Linked DNA regions of Homo sapiens: region 2 is linked to region 1. A link is a loop called in an ENCODE intact Hi-C map of the cell type or tissue named here. Cell type or tissue: spleen. All regions are shown on one strand. Links, peaks and the distances in the headings refer to the core of each region. The heading gives the core; the rest is flanking DNA.

Region 1 (10,488 bases), core at 1,257-9,256:
CAGTTGGGTCTGGGTTTACAATCTCATCTTCTGGGCTCTGCGGCCTCAGACAAGGCCCTCCACCCCCCAGATCCTCAGTTTCCCCCTCTGTAGACTAGGCCAGTCATATTTCCTGCCTCACAGGCTGCTGAGAGGATGAAGAAGGTAGTTGGGGCATACAGTCGGTGCTCCATAATGTTAGGAACGATGGAAGGATAGAGGTTTTCAGGGACGATGGGGCAGGAAGGGTCATTGAGACCCAAGTGAAGTCCAGTCTAAGTGGTTTGTATTTACTGCTATTGCAAAATACTGTCATTTGGTCAATCAACAAACGTTGACTGTGGGACCACTGGACTGGGTCTCTGGGGGTGCATCAGGGTGAATGTGGGTGGGCATTGGAACCAGCTCCTACTGTGCCACAATTGGCAGGGGGACGGTTCAGGGCCTGGCACACAGCAGGTGTTCAACGAATGCGTGCTTGCCCACCCTCCAGCCCCCCGTGGGCATGGGGTCACATGTGGGAGCAAACGACCGCGGAGTGGAAGGGAAGCTGGTCCTGTCCACTGCCCACCAGCCCCCGACTCAAGCTCATGGGCCCGGGGCCTTTCTGCTGAGGCGTCAGAAGTTGGTGGTGGAAGGGCCTCCTCCTGCCCCCACCCATCCGCTGGCCCATCCTTTCCTCCCACACTCAAGGGTTCATCTGCTTCAGCTCAGGCACCTACCAGAGGCCTTGGCGGATGCAGAAGGGGTCACAGTGGATGGAGGGGCTGGTCCCCAACTCCCCCCACAACCCATCCCTTCCCTTCCTTCTACGGTGACCCTACTAGGGAGGCTCCCAGGAGCGAGCCGGGGGCCCGCCTGTCCCGGTTCGGCCCCTCTGGCTTGTTTGAGCTCCGGCCTCAGTTTCCCCATCTGTATAATGGGACCAGGGCCTCTGCCACTCTAAGTGTTGGGGTGAGGATCTGAGACAACGCACATAAAGGCTTGGTGGCACGGCAGGAGCGAGTCAGGAGCACGGATATTCATTATCACCATCATCATCATCCGCGACTCTATTTTTATGCGAAACGCTAATCGGATTAATAGGCCCCGCGCATGCGCGGCACACACTAGGCGCTCAATAAATGCAGCTGAACAAATAAACCCGTCTTCCTGGGTATGCGGCCTCGCAGAAAGGCGCACCCCTCTCTGCGCCTCAATTTCCAAACCCAAAACACAAAATGGGGGCCCCAGTTACCCATCCCCCGTTCCCGGGAGCGCTGGGCCGCGCCGCACCGGGACGCCCCCCCCACCGGGAACGAGCCCCCTCCCAGGCCCCTGGCCCAGCGCCCTTCGGGGAACCGTTTACAAGAAGCGGCGCGCTTCCCCCGCGCGGCCCCCGCCAGGCTGCCGTTCCCAGCCGGGATAATCTAATCGCGTTTCCAAGGCTGCGATCGATAACCCCGAGGCGGCGCCAAAACGAGGCTCTTAAAGGGCCAGCAGCCCCGCCCGGGCCGGCGGGGAGGGGGCCGTGAGGTGGGGACAGGCTTTGCGCGTCTGCGCCCCCCGGCCGGCCCCCACCTCCAGGCTGTGTGGCCCTAGGCAGGCAGCCTGACCTCTCTGAGCTGCAGTGCCGCAGCCGGAAAACGAGGTCCCCGGAGGCCAAGGGCAAATCTATTCCCTATCTGCGTCTTCCCCCATTGCCCGGATGGGGAAACTGAGGCTTGGGAAAGGAAGAGAGCAGCCTGAGCTAGGTTCTGCAGGCGATCCCACCCTCTCCCGCCTCTGGCCCCCCAAGACCCTGCCGCCCCTCCTGCCCCAGAATCCATACAAACGTCTTCAGCATGCCAGTCCTCCCGGGCCGGCTCACCGACCTGCCGCGGGACGCCTGGTGGCCCCACCCGGGCTGTGCCGCCCCGAGGAGGTGTCCCCAGCGCCCCACCGAGGAGGGGGGGCCAGCTTCTCCCGTGTGCTTGGAGGGTCCTCTCCCTGCCTAGCCTGCCCACCTGTTCCCCAAAGGGAAAAACCTCAGGGCACCTTCTTCCTTCTGCCCTGGTGACTGGAATGCGGAGCTGCCCAGAGAGACAAAGATGGAAGCTTCCAGAAATGGCAATGGTGGAATCTTCTAGAAGCAGCAGTGGTGGACTGCCCAGGAGCTATAGTGGTGACCTTTATTTATTTATTTATTTACTTATTTATTTTGAGACGGAGTCTCGCTCTGTCGCCCAGGCTGGAGTGCAGTGGCGCCATCTCGGCTCACTGCAAGCCCCGCCTCCCGGGTTCACGCCATTCTCCTGCCTCAGCCTCCCTAGTAGCTGGGACTACAGGCGCCCGCCACCACGCCCGGCTAATGTTTTTTGTATTTTTAGTAGAGACGGGGTTTCACCGTGGTCTCGATCTCCTGACCTCGTGATCCGCCCGCCTCGGCCTCCCAAAGTGCTGGGATTACAAGCGTGAGCCACCGCGCCCGGCCAGTAATAGTGACTTCTTTTCTGGTTGGTCCCCAGCCCTGACCACTGCCTGGCCCAGCGGCCTGAGGCCAGTGTCTTCGGGGCGTGTAAATTGGGATGAGGGCAGCGTTGTCCTTTCTCACCGTCAGCCCAGGGACTGTGTCTCCCACGCACTGGGCTCTCCAAAGGACTGTCCTGGACTGGACCCGGAGTCCAGACATCAGAGAGGCTGTGCCTCAAGGGAAACTGAGGCCCAGGGAGGGTCACACGCAGTGTGTGGCCCAGGGCTCGCCGGACCTTTGGCCCTGCTGACCCTCTCAACAGGGACCGGCTCACCCTATCTGAGTCCTGCCACCCCTGCTCCAGCCAAAGGACCCCCCCTGTCCTACACACACTGGGTCCCTCCCGGGAAGCCAGGCCTGACCCCACTTCCTTGTCACCTTCCGGGTCCGGGGTCGGGGCTGCAGGGGTGAGAGGAGATTGATCCAGCAGACGACCTTGTGGCCACTGTTGCCAAGGAGATGGCCCTTGGGGGCTGTGTGGGTGGCCAGGGCCAGGGAGTGACAGAGGGACAGAGGGAGGGAGGGATGAAGGAAAGGAGGGAGGGACAGAGGGGAGGGAGAGACAGAGAGGGAGGGAGGGAGGGAGGGAGGCACCAGCAGTGGGTACGGTCCTCACATCAGAGCCTCCTGGGCAGCTGGTTGGCTATGTTGACACAGCCTGGGAACCAGCATTCACCCCTCCCTGGCGGTCTGCCATTGACTAACCGCCATTGGGCTCCTGTCTACAGGCTTGGCTTGGAAATGAGACGCAGCTGCCACCACCCAAGTTCACCCAGGAGGGCTGGGAGCCTGGGAGCTGGCACCTGGTCTGCTCTCCAAGGTAGCTTCTGGTCCATTCACCCCCAGGACTGGGGTAGGTATCCTAGAAGTGGGGCCCATGTTCCAGGGCCCCACAGGATGAATAGGAGTTTGCCAGGTGGAGAGGGAACGGTAAAGAGGAGGGAGGCGGCCCGCTCATCCAGCCCCACCACTGGAGAGGAAGGGGTGAGTGAGTGTCAGGAGGGTCTCTGCTTGGCAGGCTCTGTGACAGGGGAACCTCTGGCTGAGGCCAGCTGGTGACTGCTGGGTTTGTGGGAGCTGAGCATGGATTTCCCATAGCGACGGGAGCTGCTGGGCCCGGCTGAAGGACGGTTAGGCTTCTGACCTGGTTACCGCGTGCCGGCTGGATACCAGAGATCAGGGTGCAGCCGTGGACCCCAGACACGGCCCTGCCTCCTAAGAGCTCTGCATCTCTTGGGGGCACAGGCAGCAGCTGGGGCTGACTGGGGACCGGACCCAGAAGCCACCACAGCAGGAAGAGGGTGCGGGTGCAGGAGGCTGCAGCCACTGAAGTGGGGGAGATCGAGTGGAGAGCTGGGGGTTGGGGCAGACCAGGGAGAGGCTGACTGGGGGCGACCTGGACCCTTTGGCTGCAGGGATCGGCTCACAGGGCCAGGGGGTTTGGGGCAGTGGAGCTGTGGGAGGGCCCTGGGGTATGTGGGGCCTGACTCAGGGGTGTCCTGTAGGACCCAGTCCATAAGGGGCCATTGCACTCAGGGACGCCAGCATGGGCTGTGGCTGTGAGTGCGCCCACATGCACACACACAAACATGCGCAAGCACACCAGAACACGCAAACACACGCGTTTACCAGGACACACATGTGCAGATACAGCAGGCCGCACATGAGAAGGTGTATGTGTGAACCTTCCTGGCACATACGTGCCCATGCGTGCACATGTATAAACGGGACTGACCATGTACAAACACACCTGAGCTCGTGGCAACGAGCGAACATGTCACAGCCTCTGTGTGCACCCACACGGACATGCCAGCACACGCATGCAAACCTGTGTATAGGAGTGAGCACACATGCTAGAATGCACACGAGCATGCGAGAACACGCATAAGCATGCCCCGTATACATCACGTGTGGCACACCTGAATCTACGTGAACACTGTTCATTCAGAAACACACCAACCACACAGGACCACGTGTGCCTCGGGTCAAAATGCCTGAGCCGGCCAGGCGCGGTGGCTCATGCCTGTCATCCCAGCACCTTGGGAGGCCGAGGTGGGCGGATGACAAGGTCAGGAGTTGGGGACCAGCCTGACCAACATGGTGAAACCCTAGCTCTACTAAAAATACAAAAATTAGCTGGGCGTGGTGGCACGTGCCTGTAGTCCCAGCTACTCTGGAGGCTGAGGCAGGAGAATCGTTTGAACCAGGGAGGTGGAGGTTGCCGTGAGCCGAGATCGCGCCACTGCACCCCAGCCTGAGTGACAGAGCGAGACTCCGTCTCAAAAAAATAAAAATAAAATAAAAATTAAAAAAAGCCCGAGCCGCGAGGCACTGGGGTAGCCGCGGATGCACGTGTGAGCGCGCACGTGGGGAGCGCCCGCGGGTTTCTGGGCTGCGGGCGCGCCCTGGTGGACGCCAGACCCGCTGCAGCTCTGTCCCTGGAAGGGGGTCCCAGTCCCACCTCCCTCGGTCTGGGCGTCACGCAGGGGTAAGAAGGGGACGGGACGGGGACAACACCAGAAGACCCAGGGAAGGCAGCCCGCAGGACCCCCATCATCCAGCTCCCTCCATTCTTCCCATGACGCGCCCGAGTTTGGGGGAGTCTGGCGAAGCTCCGTGTCCCCCACCCCTGGCGTCCCGAGCGGGGGCCGCGGCTTTCCTGAGCCCACCTCCCCCAGCGCAGGGTGGGCTCCGTGGGGTGGGGGCCCCGACGCCCGGGGAGGACCCGCGGCCTTGCCCCATTGGCCACCAGGTGGCAGCACGCGCGCCCGACTGAACCCCAGGACCAGCGAGGCCCCCGCGCCCCACCCCATGCACCCCCGGACCACAGGGAGGGGAGGGGTCTGGGGAGGACCCCGGGGGGCCGTGAGCACCAGCCTCGCCGCTCTATGCCTCGGTTTCCCCACCTCCCAGGGAGAGGGAGAATAACTGAACACACAGGCGTGGTGAAGTCACCAGGAGGGCTTCCCTGGGGAGGTGGGGTTGAAGGAAAAGGCACCAATGGTGAAGAAGAGCAGGCCGGGTACGGGACGCGGCAGGTGCAGAGGGCCGGGGGAGGGCGCGGTGGGGGCGAAGGGAACTGAGTCCTGAGCCTGGGCGGGATTGTGGGGTGGGGTTTGGAGGCAAAGGTCCCAGGTTTCCGATCTGAGCGCAGGAGGTGAGGACAAGGGCAGGATTTAGGGTCTACCTAGGACAGAGAATACAAAGGTTTGTTTTGATTTTTTTTTAAAGTGATATTCTTGGCCGGTAAATATTCTTACTATCCTCAGCCTCGATGGGTAAAATCCAAAGGTTTTAAGATACTCGGAACTTGAATTCACAGCTTTCCAAATATGGGATTCTCAGGATGGAGCCAATTGGAGAAAATTCCAGAATCCCAGTTCCCCTGGCCAATGCCAGCGTTGATGCCCAAATGCAAGAGTGGCAAAGACAGGGCGTGATGGCTCACACTTGTAATCCCAGCACTTTAGGTGGCTGAGGCAGAAGGCTCATTTAAGCCCAGGAGTTCGAGACCAGCCTGAGAAACATAGCAAGACCCCTGTCCTACAAAAATGTATTTATTTATTTATTTTTGAGACGGAGTTTCACTCTGTCGCCCAGACTGGAGTGCAGTAGCGATCTTGGCTCACTGCAACCTCTGCTTCCTGGGTTCAAGCGATTCTCCCTGCCTCAGCCTCCCGAGTAGCTGGGATTACACGCACGTGCCACCATGCCCAGCTAATTTTTGTATTTTTAGTAGAGAAGGGGTTCCCCTATGTTGGTCAGGCTGGTCTCCAACTCCTGATCTCAAGTGACCCACCAGCCTCTGCCTCCCGAAGTGCTGGGATTACAGGCGTGAGCCACGGCACCCAAACTCAAAATTTTAAATAATTAGGCTAGTGTGGTGGTACACGCCTGTGGTCCGAGCCACGTGGGAGGTGGGAGGATCACTTGAGCCAGGAGGTGGAGGCTGCAGTGAGCTATGATTGCACCACCGCACTCCAGCTTGGGTAACAGAGCAAGATCCTGCCTCAAAAGAGAAGAAAAAGAGTGGGCCGGGCGCGGTGGCTCATGCCTGTAATCCCAGCATTTTGGGAGGCCGAGGTGGGCGGATCTCCTGAGGTCGGGAGTTCGAGACCAGCCTTGCCAACATGGTGAAACTACTAAAAATACAAAAAGTTAGCCGGGCATGGGCCGGGCGCGGTGGCTCACACCTATAATCCCAGCACTTTGGGAGGCCGAGGCAGGCGGATCGCCTGAGGTCAGGAGTTCGAGACCATCCTGGCTAACAAGGTGAAACTCCGTCTCTACTAAAAAAAAATTCAAAAAATTAGCCAGGCATAGTGGTGGGCGCCTGTAGTCCCAGCTACTCGCAAGGCTGAGGCAGGAGAATGGCGTGAACCCGGGAGGCAGAGCTTGCAGTGAGCTGAGATCGCGCCACTGCACTCCAACCTGGGCGACTGAGCAAAACTCCGTCTCAAAAAACAAACAAACAAAAATTAGCTGGGCATAGTGGCGCACACCTGTAATCCCAGCTACTCGGGAGGCTGAGGCAGGAGAATCACTTGAACCCGGGAGGCGGAGGTTGCAGTGAGCCAAGATTGTGCCACTGCACTCCAGCTTGGGCAACAAGAGCGAAAGAAAGAAAGAAAGAGAGAGAGAGAGAGAGAGAGACGAGGGAGGGAAGGGAGGGAAGGAAGGGAAGGAAAGGAACGAAAGAGAGAGAGAGAGGGGAGGGAGGGAAGGGAGGGAAGGAAGGGAAGGAAGAGAAGGAAAGGAAGGAAAGGAAAGGGGGGGGAAGGGAGGGAAGGAAGGGAAGGAAAGGAAGGAAAGGAAAGAGAGAGAGAGGGGAGGGAGGGAAGGAAGGGAAGAAAAGAAAGAGAGAGAGAGAAGGGGGAGGGAGGGAAGGGAAGGAAGGGAAGGAGAGAGAGAGAGAGAAGCGAGGGAAGGGAGGGAAGGAAGGGAAGGAAGGGAAGGAAAGGAAAGAGAGAGAGAGAGAGGGGAGGGAGGGAAGGAAGGGGAGGAAAGGAAGGAAAGGAAAGGAAAGAGAGAGAGAGAGAGGGGAGGGAGGGAAGGAAAGGAAGGAAAGGAAAGAGAGAGAGAGCGAGAGAGAGAGAGAGGAGAGAGGGGAGGGAGGGAAGGAAAGGAAGGAAAGGAAAGAAAGGAAAGAAAGAGAGAGAGAGAGAGAGGAGAGAGAGGAGAGAGAGGGGAGGGAGGGGAGGGAGGGAAGGAAGGGAAGGAAAGGAAAGAAAGGAAAGAGAGAGAGGGGAGGGAGGGAAGGGAGGGAAGGAAGGGAAGGAAAGAAAGGAAAGAGAGAGCGAGAGAGAGAGAGCGAGAGAGAGAGAGAGAGAGAGAGAGAGAGAGAGAGAGAGAGGAGGGAGGGGAGGGAGGGAAGGGAAGGAAAGAAAGATAGAGTGGCAGAGACTCTGTGATTCCTGTGAGCCCCAGAGGCAGGGACCCCATAATCCCCAAGGGTCCCTGCAGCTCCCAGAGGCAGGGGCCGCTCCCAGGGCAGAGACCCTGTAACCTGTAACCTGAGGGCCAGCACCCCCCAGGCCAGGTGAGGAAGGCCCCGGTCCTCACCCCCTCACCGCCTCCGTAGTTTCAGAGCTACTGCACCTTTAAAATCATGTGCCAAAATTAGCAGCTCTGCTGTCATTAATATGCAAAAATGCAAATCAGGAACTGATTAAGCCCCAGCCCCAGAGGATGTTTCTACAGTGATGAATTCTATTGTCTGCGAGGGTGGTGGGTGGATGTGCTGGCGAGGGGGGATCAGGGGTGTAGATCCCGGAAGGGAGGGTCCTTGGGGGGAGTCCCAGCTCCGCCCCCCTAGTGCACACACAGCCCCTCCCAGCTGCCCTCCCCAGGACCAGTGGGTACGGGCAACTGGGCCAGGTTCCCTGTGTGACGGGGGAGTGTGGCTGGGGGTGGCCCGGGGAGGGACTCTCAGGGCCCTCACCCTGCCTGCTCCTAACCCGGGGAGGGACTCTCAGGGCCCTCACCCTGCCTGCTCCTCCACCCGGGATTCCCCTGGCCTCTGCCTGCAGAGTTTCAAATGCCTGTAAGGCGATTCCTTCGAAATTCTCCTTCCCCATCTGGCTGGGAGCCCCGACGGGCTGAGACCTCTGCCCTGTGGTTCCCCAGAGCACCGCTCTGAGAGGGCTCTGCAAACACCCTGCATGTGGGGAAATGCAGGCTCACAGGGGGAGCGATGCGCACAGGGTCCCCAGCCCGTGAGAGGGTCCTGGGCTCCTCCCGGTGGGTAGAGACCTTCATGCCAGCACAGAGGTGCTGGCTGACGCAGGGGTGCAGGCAGCAGGGAGTGGGGTGGAGCGGGAGGTCTGGAAGAGAGGGTGCAGCAGTGTAACCAGCCCCTGTCCGGGCCAGTCAGGGGAGTCCCCAGTGTGAAGGGGAAGGAGAGAGAGGCAGAGACAGAGGGAGACAGAGAGGCAGAGAGAGACAGAGAAAAAGACAAGAGATAGGAACAGAAAGAGAAGGAGACAGAGAAGCAGAGAAGGAGACAGAGAAGAACAGAAACAGACAAAGAGACAGAGAGATAGAGATACAGAGAGGCAGAGAGAGAGACAGGCAGAGAAACAGAGAGACAGAGAGGCAGAGAGACAGGCAGAGAGAGACAGAAAGAGATAAAGAGAAACAGAGAGACAACGAGAGAGATGGAGACAGAGAGAGATGGAGACACACACAGACACAGAGAGACTGACAGAGACAGAGGGACAGAAAGAGATACGCAGAGACAGAAAGAAACAGAGACAGAGACAAAAAGACAGACAGAGATGGGGAAGAGAAAGAGACAGAGACAGGGAGGCTGACACAGAGAGAGCACAGAGAAAGAAGACAGAGAGAAACAGACAGAAAGAGACAGAGACAGAGAGACAAAGACAGAGATGGAGACCAACCGAGAAAGGCTGAGGGGGACTCAGAAGGGGACCCAGAGGCAGCGTGAGCCGACCCAGCGCCCTCCCTCTGCACAGGCTCCAGCTGGCCTGGGGCCAGCCACCAGCTGCTGCCTCCCGCCCACCCTCCCCCACTGCCAGAGCCCCAGCTGCCACCGCCACACACACGGCCACCCTTTGGCGGCCCCACCAGCTGCCCCGGGACCCCACGGCGCCCTGGGCCAGGAGGAAATACCTTCGCCTGGGCCGGGGCTCCCAGATGCCTGTCAGGCCGCCCTCTTCGGAGCCTCAGTTTCCTCACCTGTAAGATGGGGAACCCCCCAACTTAGCCTGTGCATTTATGGAGCACCTACTGTGTGTCAGGCCCCAGATGGATGCTGGAGGTGTGGGGCGGCCAGGCTGGGCCCGGGGCTCCCCTTACAGAGCCAGGCAAGCCCCACAGGCGCAAGGGGGAGAAACAGGGGCCTGAGAGTGGGAGGAACGATAAACTGATGATACACCGGCAAAGGGGCCTGAGAGTGGGGAGGAACGGCTCCCGGCCGAGGGACATCCTGGGCACAGACCCTGAGGTCACAGGGAGAAAACGGTGTCCAAGCAGCAGCGAGGAGGTGGCCAGCGCAGCTGGAGGGAGGTGGGCAGAGGGGGCTCGGGAGGCCGGACATGGAGGGCAGTGGAGTCCTCCGAGACAAAATAAAGCTCAGGGTCGGCCGGGCACGGCGGCTCACGCCTGTAATCCCAGCACTTTGGGAGGCCGAGGCGAGCAGATCACGAGGTCAGGAGATCGAGACCATCCTGGCTAACATGGTGAAACCCCATCTCTACTAAAAATACAAAAAATTAGCCAGGCGTGGTGTCAGGCGCCTGTAGTCCCAGCTACTCGGGAGGCTGAGGCAGGAGAATGGCATGAACCCGGGAGGCGGAGCTTGCAGTGAGCTAAGATGGCACCGCTGCACTCCAGCCTGGGCGACAGAGCGAGACTCCGTCTCAAAAAAAAAAAAAAAAAAAAAGTTCAGGGTCAGCCAGGCCAGGGCGTTCCCACCTGGGATCCCAGTGCTGTGGGAGACTGAAGTGGAGGATTCCTTGAGGCCAGGAGTTTGAGACCAGCCTGGGCAACACAGCAAG
Region 2 (8,000 bases), core at 1-8,000, 47 kb after region 1:
CCCCGTGAGTTCTGCTGTCCCCTTCCCGCCTCATCCCCTGTGAGCTCTGCTGTCCCCTTCCCGCCTCACCCCCTGTGAGCTCTGCTGTCCCCTTCCCGCCTCATCCCCTGTGAGCTCTGCTGTCCCCTTTCCGCCTCACCCCCTGTGAGCTCTGCTGTCCCCTTCCCGCCTCACCCCGTGAGTTCTGCTGTCCCCTTCCCGCCTCACCCCCTGTGAGCTCTGCTGTCCCCTTCCTGCCCCACCCCCGTGAGCTCTGCTGTCCCCTTCCCGCCTCACCCCCGTGAGCTCTGCTGTCCCCTTCCCGCCTCACCCCCTGTGAGCTCTGCTGTCCCCTTCCCGCCTCATCCCCTGTGAGCTCTGCTGTCCCCTTTCCGCCTCACCCCCTGTGAGCTCTGCTGTCCCCTTCCCGCCTCACCCCGTGAGTTCTGCTGTCCCCTTCCCGCCTCACCCCCTGTGAGCTCTGCTGTCCCCTTCCCGCCTCATCCCCTGTGAGCTCTGCTGTCCCCTTCCCGCCTCACCCCGTGAGCTCTGCTGTCCCCTTCCCGCCTCACCCCCGTGAGCTCTGCTGTCCCCTTCCCGCCTCACCCCCTGTGAGCTCTGCTGTCCCCTTCCCGCCTCACCCCGTGAGCTCTGCTGTCCCCTTCCCGCCTCACCCCGTGAGTTCTGCTGTCCCCTTCCCGCCTCATCCCCTGTGAGCTCTGCTGTCCCCTTCCCGCCTCACCCCCGTGAGCTCTGCTGTCCCCTTCCCGCCTCACCCCCTGTGAGCTCTGCTGTCCCCTTCCCGCCTCACCCCCTGTGAGCTCTGCTGTCCCCTTCCCGCCTCACCCCGTGAGCTCTGCTGTCCCCTTCCCGCCTCATCCCCTGTGAGCTCTGCTGTCCCCTTCCCGCCTCACCCCCTGTGAGCTCTGCTGTCCCCTTCCCGCCTCACCCCCTGTGAGCTCTGCTGTCCCCTTCCCGCCTCACCCCCTGTGAGCTCTGCTGTCCCCTTCCCGCCTCACCCCCTGTGAGCTCTGCTGTCCCCTTCCCACCTCACCCCGTGAGCTCTGCTGTCCCCTTTCCGCCCCACCCCCTGGGCAGGGCTTCTGTGGGCTGCAGATGCTCAGAGTTGGCCCCGAAATCATCGGGGACCCCTTCTTGTCCCCAAGCCTGTCATTGGGCAGGAGATGGGCACACTGAGGGCAGGGCTCTGCGGGAGATGGGCATACTGGGGCCAGGGCTCCCCGAGATGGGCACACTGGGGTCAGGCTCTGCCAGCATCCTGCCGTGGCGCTCTCAGTCGTGTGCACTTACTGAGAGCCTATTGTAGGCACATGGCAGGCACTCGGGGGCCCTCAGGATGTTCCTTGGGGTCGCCTCCCACTAACCTTCCTTCTCCCCTTGCAGGCAAGAGCGGTGAGCGGGGCGCCTATGCCTCCTTCGGGAGAGACGCAGGCGTGGGCGGCCTGACTCAGGTGAGGGGCTCGGGCCGGGCTGGGGTGTATTTTGATTTTAAACAAATCTGTCACCCACCCTCTCTGATCTGCAGAAGCTCTCCTGGCTTAGCTAGGTTATGTTTGCTTCCTGATAGCGAAACCAGGCTGGGCTTGGGCCAGGGTGGGCTGGGTGGGTGTGGACCGGGAGCAGAGGGGAGGTAGGTGAGGACCAGGGAGGCCAAGGCCTGCAGGGCTGCCATGCTTAGCTGGAGGGGCTCGGTTGCCCTCTCCTCTGAGTGGCAGGCAGGAAAACAGGCCATGCAGCAGGGCTTTGCAGGTGTGGACCCCCTGGGGAGCCCATACAACAGGCCCCTGTGCAGCCGAGATCCTCACCCACGCTGGCCCTGGTTGTGAGGCTGGGGGAGGATGTTGGGGGCTGTGACCAGCCACAGGGGTCCCATGCAGCCTCCGGTGCTGGGCACCCCCAGGGTTCCTCCCTCACCCCAGGACTTCATCTCTGTCCCCGCCGTCAGCTCCTAGCTCTCGGTGGGGCTCGGCCTTGTCACAGGTGGGGCCGTCTGTGTGCTCACTGTGCCCAAGCCAGAGCAACAGTAGCCATAGTGATGGAGGGGGCCAGCCGGGTGCCAGGCTCTGCGCCAGGGGCAGATGCGCGTTTCCCTATCAGTCCCCGCAACGAGGGGCCGCGGCCTACGTGCCCATTTTACAGACAGGAATACGCAAGTGCCCGGGCTCCCCATCCGAGAAGCAGAACTAGGGCTCGGGCCCTGCTCTCTGGCGCTCCCGGGTGACTCATCGAGCCCCGCGGTGGCCACACAGGGTGCGGGCTCAGGACAGGCCGGGCCTCGGGAGAAGGCCCTGTCCTGGGCGCTGGGCCACCCCGTGGGGCCACTGGATGATGATAGAACAGATGATTCTTTTTTTTTTTTTTGAGACGGAGTTTCGCTCATGGCCCAGGCTGGAGTTCAATGGCGCAATCTTGGCTCACCGCAACCTCTGTCTCCTGGGTTCAAGCGATTCTCCTGCCTCAGCCTTTTGAGTAGCTGGGATTACAGGCATGTGCCACCATACCCGGCTAATTTTGTATTCTTTGTAGAGACGGAGTTTCTCCATGTTGGTCAGGCTGGTCTTGAACTCCCGACCTCAGGTGATCCGCCCGCCTCAGCCTCCCAAAGTACTGGGATAATAGGTGTGAGCCACCGTGCCCGGCCTTAGAACGGATGAAATGCAGGAGTCAGTTCCGGGACCCGGCTCAGGGCAGCCCTGGCTCCCCAGGAAGAAAGCCCGTTTCACACTAACATGTACAGAATCCAACCGAGGGCTTTACAAAACAAAACCAAAAAGATAGGAAGCAGCCGGGTGCACAGACGCTTAGCCACGCAGCTTTGTACTTTGCGTCTCAGAATCGGGGGAGCAGCCCCTTGGGTTGGCCACACTGGTATCTGTTTCTCAGTCTTTCGTTCTTCGTGAAAACAGCAGTGTGGGATGCGGTCAGTCTCAAGTCAGAAAAACACAGCAGGTGTCACAGAGAAACACCGTGACAGGCAGAAGGGGCATCACCCACTGCAGGGCGGGTCTGAGTGGCTTCGGCCTTTGCAGTTTTTTCTTGAATGGAACAGCCTGGGGTCTGGATGCCAGCTGGGCGCTTTCTGACCATCCGCTCCCCACCAGGCTGGCTTCCTGTCAGGCGAGCTGGCCCTCAACAGCCCCGGGCCCCTGTCCCCTTCGGGCATGAAGGGGACCTCCCAGTACTACCCCTCCTACTCCGGCAGCTCCCGGCGGAGAGCGGCAGACGGCAGCCTAGGTGAGCGGGGTCTGGCCGGGGCATCGGGGGCTTCTGGGAGGGAGCCTGCAAAGGGAGGTAGGAGGCTTCCCGTTAGCTGAGGGCACCAGAGGGAGCAGACCCCGCACCTTCCAGGTCCTGGCTGGACGTCGGGCGCTCGGGCCGTGGGAGGGATGGACGGTGACGGGGGGTCGAGGCAGGGGCCGGCGGGCGTGGCACGTCCAGGGAGAGGTTCCTACGAGCCTCTGGTCCCGAGGTTCCTGCAGCTGACGGGCACGGGCTCTGCCATGTGCTTTCTGTGTCAGATGCCTCATGGGGCTGCATCGTGGCTCCTCTGCACTGAGCCCTGCTGCACACGCGGGCATCCCCCGCGAGGCACGTCACAGCCTCGGGCTCAGGAGCACTGGACGGCGCCTTGAACTACCCGGGGCCCATTCCAGGCAGCACAGTCGCCAGGCATGGCGGCACTCACCTGGGGTCCCAGCTTCTCTGGAGGCCGAGACAGGAGGATCACTTGAGGCCAAAAGTTGCAAACCATTCTGGGCAACATAGGGAGATCCCATCTTTGCGAAAAATTTTAAAAATTAGCTAAGTATGGTGGCACACACCTGTGGTCCCAGCTACTCAGGAGGCTGAGGCAGGAGGATGGTTTGACCCTGGGAGTTCGAGGCTGCAATGAGCTGCGATCGCACCATTGTACTCCAGCCTGAGCAACAGCGCAAGACCCTGCCTGAAAAAAATAAGCGTGAAATCACCCACAAAAAGCACAAAAACGTAAAAGATCGTGGCTCTGAATAGACCAAGGACAGGAGCCCCATGATGCGGGAGGAGGCCTCTGTTCCGCCTTGGCTGGGCACATGCGCCTGGGCCACTCGAACTTTTCCCACTGTGCGCACGTCCGTGAGTGATCAGGAAGGCGCCTGAGTGCTGGTTTCCGGGTTACGGATTTTATCCTGTAGGCGAGTTTGCAAACAGCAGCCCCTAGTGGTGAAGCCTGACTGCGTGGGATAGTCGGGGCCATCTTGGAAGGAGGGTGGGGCCAAGGGGCTTCTCAGCAGAGCCTTGGCTTAGAATCCACCAACTCCTCGTTTTCCAAACTGCGCGTCGCGGGAGAAAACCATCGTGGTTCTTCGACATCTTTGGAGCCGTATAAATAGACCCGGGGCTTTTTGTTGTTGTTGCTGCTGCTGCTGTTGTGTTTTGAGACGGAGTCTTTCTCTGTCCCCAGGCTGGAGTGCAGTGACACGATCTCGGCTCACTGCAGCCTCTGCCTCCCGGGTTCAAGTGATTCTCCTGCCTCGGCCTCCCGAGTAGCTGGAATTATAGGCACCCGCCACCACGCCCGGCTACTTTTTGTATTTTCAGTAGAGACGGGGTTTCACTGTGTTGGCCAGGATGGTCTTGATCTCTTGACCTCGTGATCTGCCTGCCTTGGCCTCCCAAAGTCCTGGTATTACAGGCATGAGGCACCGCACCCAGCCGACCCGAGGTTTTTAATATATGAAACGGGAATTGTGAGGGTCTCTCCTCCAGGGTGTAGGGCAGGGGTTGTTCTCATGGCCGGTGGCCGGTTCTCACCCCTTTTGCTTCTAACAGACACGCAGCCCAAGAAGGTCCGGAAGGTCCCGCCGGGTCTTCCATCCTCGGTGAGTCGCACGAGGGAGAAGGGACCCCACAGCTCGTCAGTGGCAGTGCCAGGCCCTGTGTCCTGGCGAAGCTTGGGAACACACATGGCGGGGTGGGCCCTGAGTGGACAGGCCCCCTGTGATTTCTGAGCCAAGATCTGAGCTCTGACCCGAGGCCGCCTCCAAGGGAAGGCGGGGAAGTCCTTCCCTAGGTCCAGCCTCTGTCTGTCTTGTTTTGAGAGAAAGGCAGTCCTGGTGGCTGAGGCCCCTTTAGAAAGGGCACAATTGTGCTGGGTGTGGTGGCTCATGCCTGTCATCCCAGCGCTTTGGGAGGCCGAGGTGGGTGGATCACCTGAGGTCAGGAGTTCTAGATCAGCCTAGTCAACATGGTGAAACCCCATCTCTACTAAAAATACAAAAATCAGCCGGGCGTGGTGGTGCGTGCCTGTAATCCCAGCTACTTGGGAGGCTGAGGCAGAAGAATCGTTTGAACCCAGGAGGCGGAGGTTGCAGTGAGCCAAGATCATGCCGCTGCCCTCCAGCCTGAGCAACAGAGTGAGACTCTGTCTCAAAAAAAAAAAAAAAAAAAGCGGGGGGTGCCGCAATTGGGGCTCCCTGTTACATCCTCACAGCTTCAGGCTGCCCCGCATCCCTGCCTCCCTACCAGGCCTCGCAGATGGTCCAGGCTGCTGTGCCACACTCCTGCGGTCTCATCTCGCTGGAGGGAGAGGGAATTTGCCGATTCCCTGGCTCAGTAGCCACCAACCACCCTCTGCCCAGTGCCTGTGCTGGCCCCAAGAGCCCTGGGCATACATCTCCTCACCCCTCCAGCCGACCAGCTCCCCACAGGCCTGGGTTCGGGGTTAGAGTCAGGTTGACTTCCCAGGCCAAAGGCGTGGTCAGGCTCTGCTCCCAACAGTATCACTCACTCCCCTCCTTCCCCAGGGTGCACTTTCTCTGCCCTGAAACCGCCCCCCAGTTTATTACAACATCAGGCCCACCCAGCATACTTCCCGCTCCAGCACAGCAGCAGACGTTACCAACAGGCCCCAGCCCCACAGTCCAGGCAGTGCCAACCAGTCAGAGCTGGCGCTACTCACAGACCCCTCTTCCTGTTACTTTAGTGAAGGACGAATGTTGCTCTGGGACCAAGGGAAGCTCAGCACTGGAAGATTGATTCCAGCTGGGGAACAAGGGAGAAGGATGGGATGGGGTGTTGGAGCTGGGGTTTTGATGGGTCGATAGGAGTTTTCTGGATTAAGGAGGAAAAAGGTTTAGTAGGCAGAGCCAGATCCAAGTCCTCAAGTACAAAGGTCAGAAGTTCAGGGAGGCGGGAGGTGGGGGCTGGAAAAGGAGTAGGAGAGAGAGACCAGGACATCATAAGAACCTCAAACTTGGCCAGGGGCTGGGATTTACCTAAAGGGGGGTGGCTTTACAGGGAAGGGAAACGGGGTGGTAGATGTGCTACCAGGAGGGGACAGGAGGCCGGCAAGGTGCATGGGCTGATCGTGGTCCCTCCGTCCTGACTGCACCCCCCACCGCCCACCCGCCCGCAGGTGTACCCACCCAGCTCAGGTGAGGACTACGGCAGGGATGCCACCGCCTACCCGTCCGCCAAGACCCCCAGCAGCACCTATCCCGCCCCCTTCTACGTGGCAGGTACATGGCAGGGCGGGGGCTCGCCAGGGACGGTAGGGCAGGGCTGGGGTTCCCCACTCGGCCCCCACCTTACCAGCTCCCCTCCACAGATGGCAGCCTGCACCCCTCAGCCGAGCTCTGGAGTCCCCCGGGCCAGGCGGGCTTCGGGCCCATGCTGGGTGGGGGCTCATCCCCGCTGCCCCTCCCGCCCGGTAGCGGCCCGGTGGGCAGCAGTGGAAGCAGCAGCACGTTTGGTGGCCTGCACCAGCACGAGCGTATGGTAGGACCCAGGGCAGGGGGCAGGGGGTGGGCGGAGGGTGGCAGTGCCCATCTAACCCACCCTCCTCCTGCCTGACCCCCCAGGGCTACCAGCTGCATGGAGCAGAGGTGAACGGTGGGCTCCCATCTGCATCCTCCTTCTCCTCAGCCCCCGGAGCCACGTACGGCGGCGTCTCCAGCCACACGCCGCCTGTCAGCGGGGCCGACAGCCTCCTGGGTATGGCCCCTCCCTGGGATGCGGCCTCTCCGAGGGGACACTGGGCTCCAGGCAGGGTCTGGGTGGGGGGTGGCGAGGACTCCACGGGAGGCGCAGGCGCGTCTGCTGGCCCTGAGAGCGGGTTGTTGTCAGTTCTCATTGTCCGCTGTCTGCAGGGCCTGCCACGTGCGTTGGGCTTGGGATGTCTGGAAACAGATCTTTGAGGAGCGGCTTTCCCGCCTTACAGCTGGGAAAGAGGCTCAGAGAGGGACTCACCCACCCAGGGTCAGAGAGGGACTCACCCACCCAGGGTCAGAGAGGGACTCACCCACCCAGGCCCAGAGAGGGACTCACCCACCCAGGCCCAGAGAGGGACTCAGTTACCCAGGCCCAGAGAGGGACTCACCCATCCAGGCCCAGAGGGGGACTCACCCACCCAGGCCCAGAAGGGGACTCACCCACCCAGGGTCCCCTGCCAGTGGCCTGTCCCCAGTGCCTCAACCCCTGCAGAGGCTGGTTTCAGGGGGTCAGACAGAAACCGGACCCGAGTCAGGCTGCTCTCCCTGGCGCAGCAGTGTCTGTGCAGGACGGCAGAACGCAGGAGAGCTTGCCGTCGGCGGCAGCACCCAGGCCGGGCTGCGTGGGCCTCACCTCTCTTCACCCACAGGCTCCCGAGGGACCACAGCTGGCAGCTCCGGGGATGCCCTCGGCAAAGCACTGGCCTCGGTGAGGCGTGGGGCATGGGGGGTGGCCAGGCAAGTGACCTGAGAGGCCGGCCCCTGACCGCCCATCTCTCCTGGTCCTCCTCGCAGATCTACTCCCCGGATCACTCAAGCAATAACTTCTCGTCCAGCCCTTCTACCCCCGTGGGCTCCCCCCAGGGCCTGGCAGGTCTGTGAGGGTTTTGGGGGGAGGGGAGGCTGAGGTCTGTGAGGGTTTGGGGGGAGGGGAGGCTGAGGTCTGTGAAGGCTTTGCGGGGGAGGGGAGGCTGGTTCTGGTGTCTGCACCTTGCTGGGATAGGCAGGCAGCGGGGAGGGAGCAGATGGCCC

What was found. Hi-C counts contacts between places; a loop is a spot of excess contacts. Peaks named below come from ENCODE experiments on the same cell type or tissue, not always from the same donor. Only the 100,000 strongest peaks of a DNase experiment are listed, where the experiment ranks them.
Region 2: a loop joins it to region 1, with 2.7 times the contacts of the local background. A loop is called at or near these places in 12 of 110 quality-filtered maps.

The regions. Positions count from the first base shown.
Region 1 is chr19:1,666,875-1,677,362 of GRCh38, reverse strand. No RefSeq gene overlaps it. Among named protein-coding and RNA genes, the nearest start is that of TCF3, 20 kb to the right of the region's middle. RefSeq lists enhancers at 4,462-4,989, 7,669-8,419, 9,792-10,292 and silencers at 4,814-5,513, 9,356-9,405. In spleen, for the core only: CTCF peaks have their summits at 4,947 and 5,149; a DNase peak (open chromatin) is centred at 5,231; H3K4me3 peaks cover 2,696 bases; H3K27ac peaks cover 2,434 bases; H3K27me3 peaks cover 7,275 bases.
Region 2 is chr19:1,620,810-1,628,809 of GRCh38, reverse strand. TCF3 (transcription factor 3) reads left to right here. Exons shown (of 19, transcript NM_003200.5): 6 at 1,384-1,451; 7 at 3,102-3,234; 8 at 4,810-4,859; 9 at 6,395-6,497; 10 at 6,587-6,756; 11 at 6,840-6,972; 12 at 7,619-7,677; 13 at 7,764-7,842. Among named protein-coding and RNA genes, the nearest start is that of UQCR11, 19 kb to the right of the region's middle. RefSeq lists an enhancer at 1,955-2,456. In spleen, for the core only: a CTCF peak has its summit at 4,214 (motif pointing left); a DNase peak (open chromatin) is centred at 4,148; H3K27ac peaks cover 1,591 bases.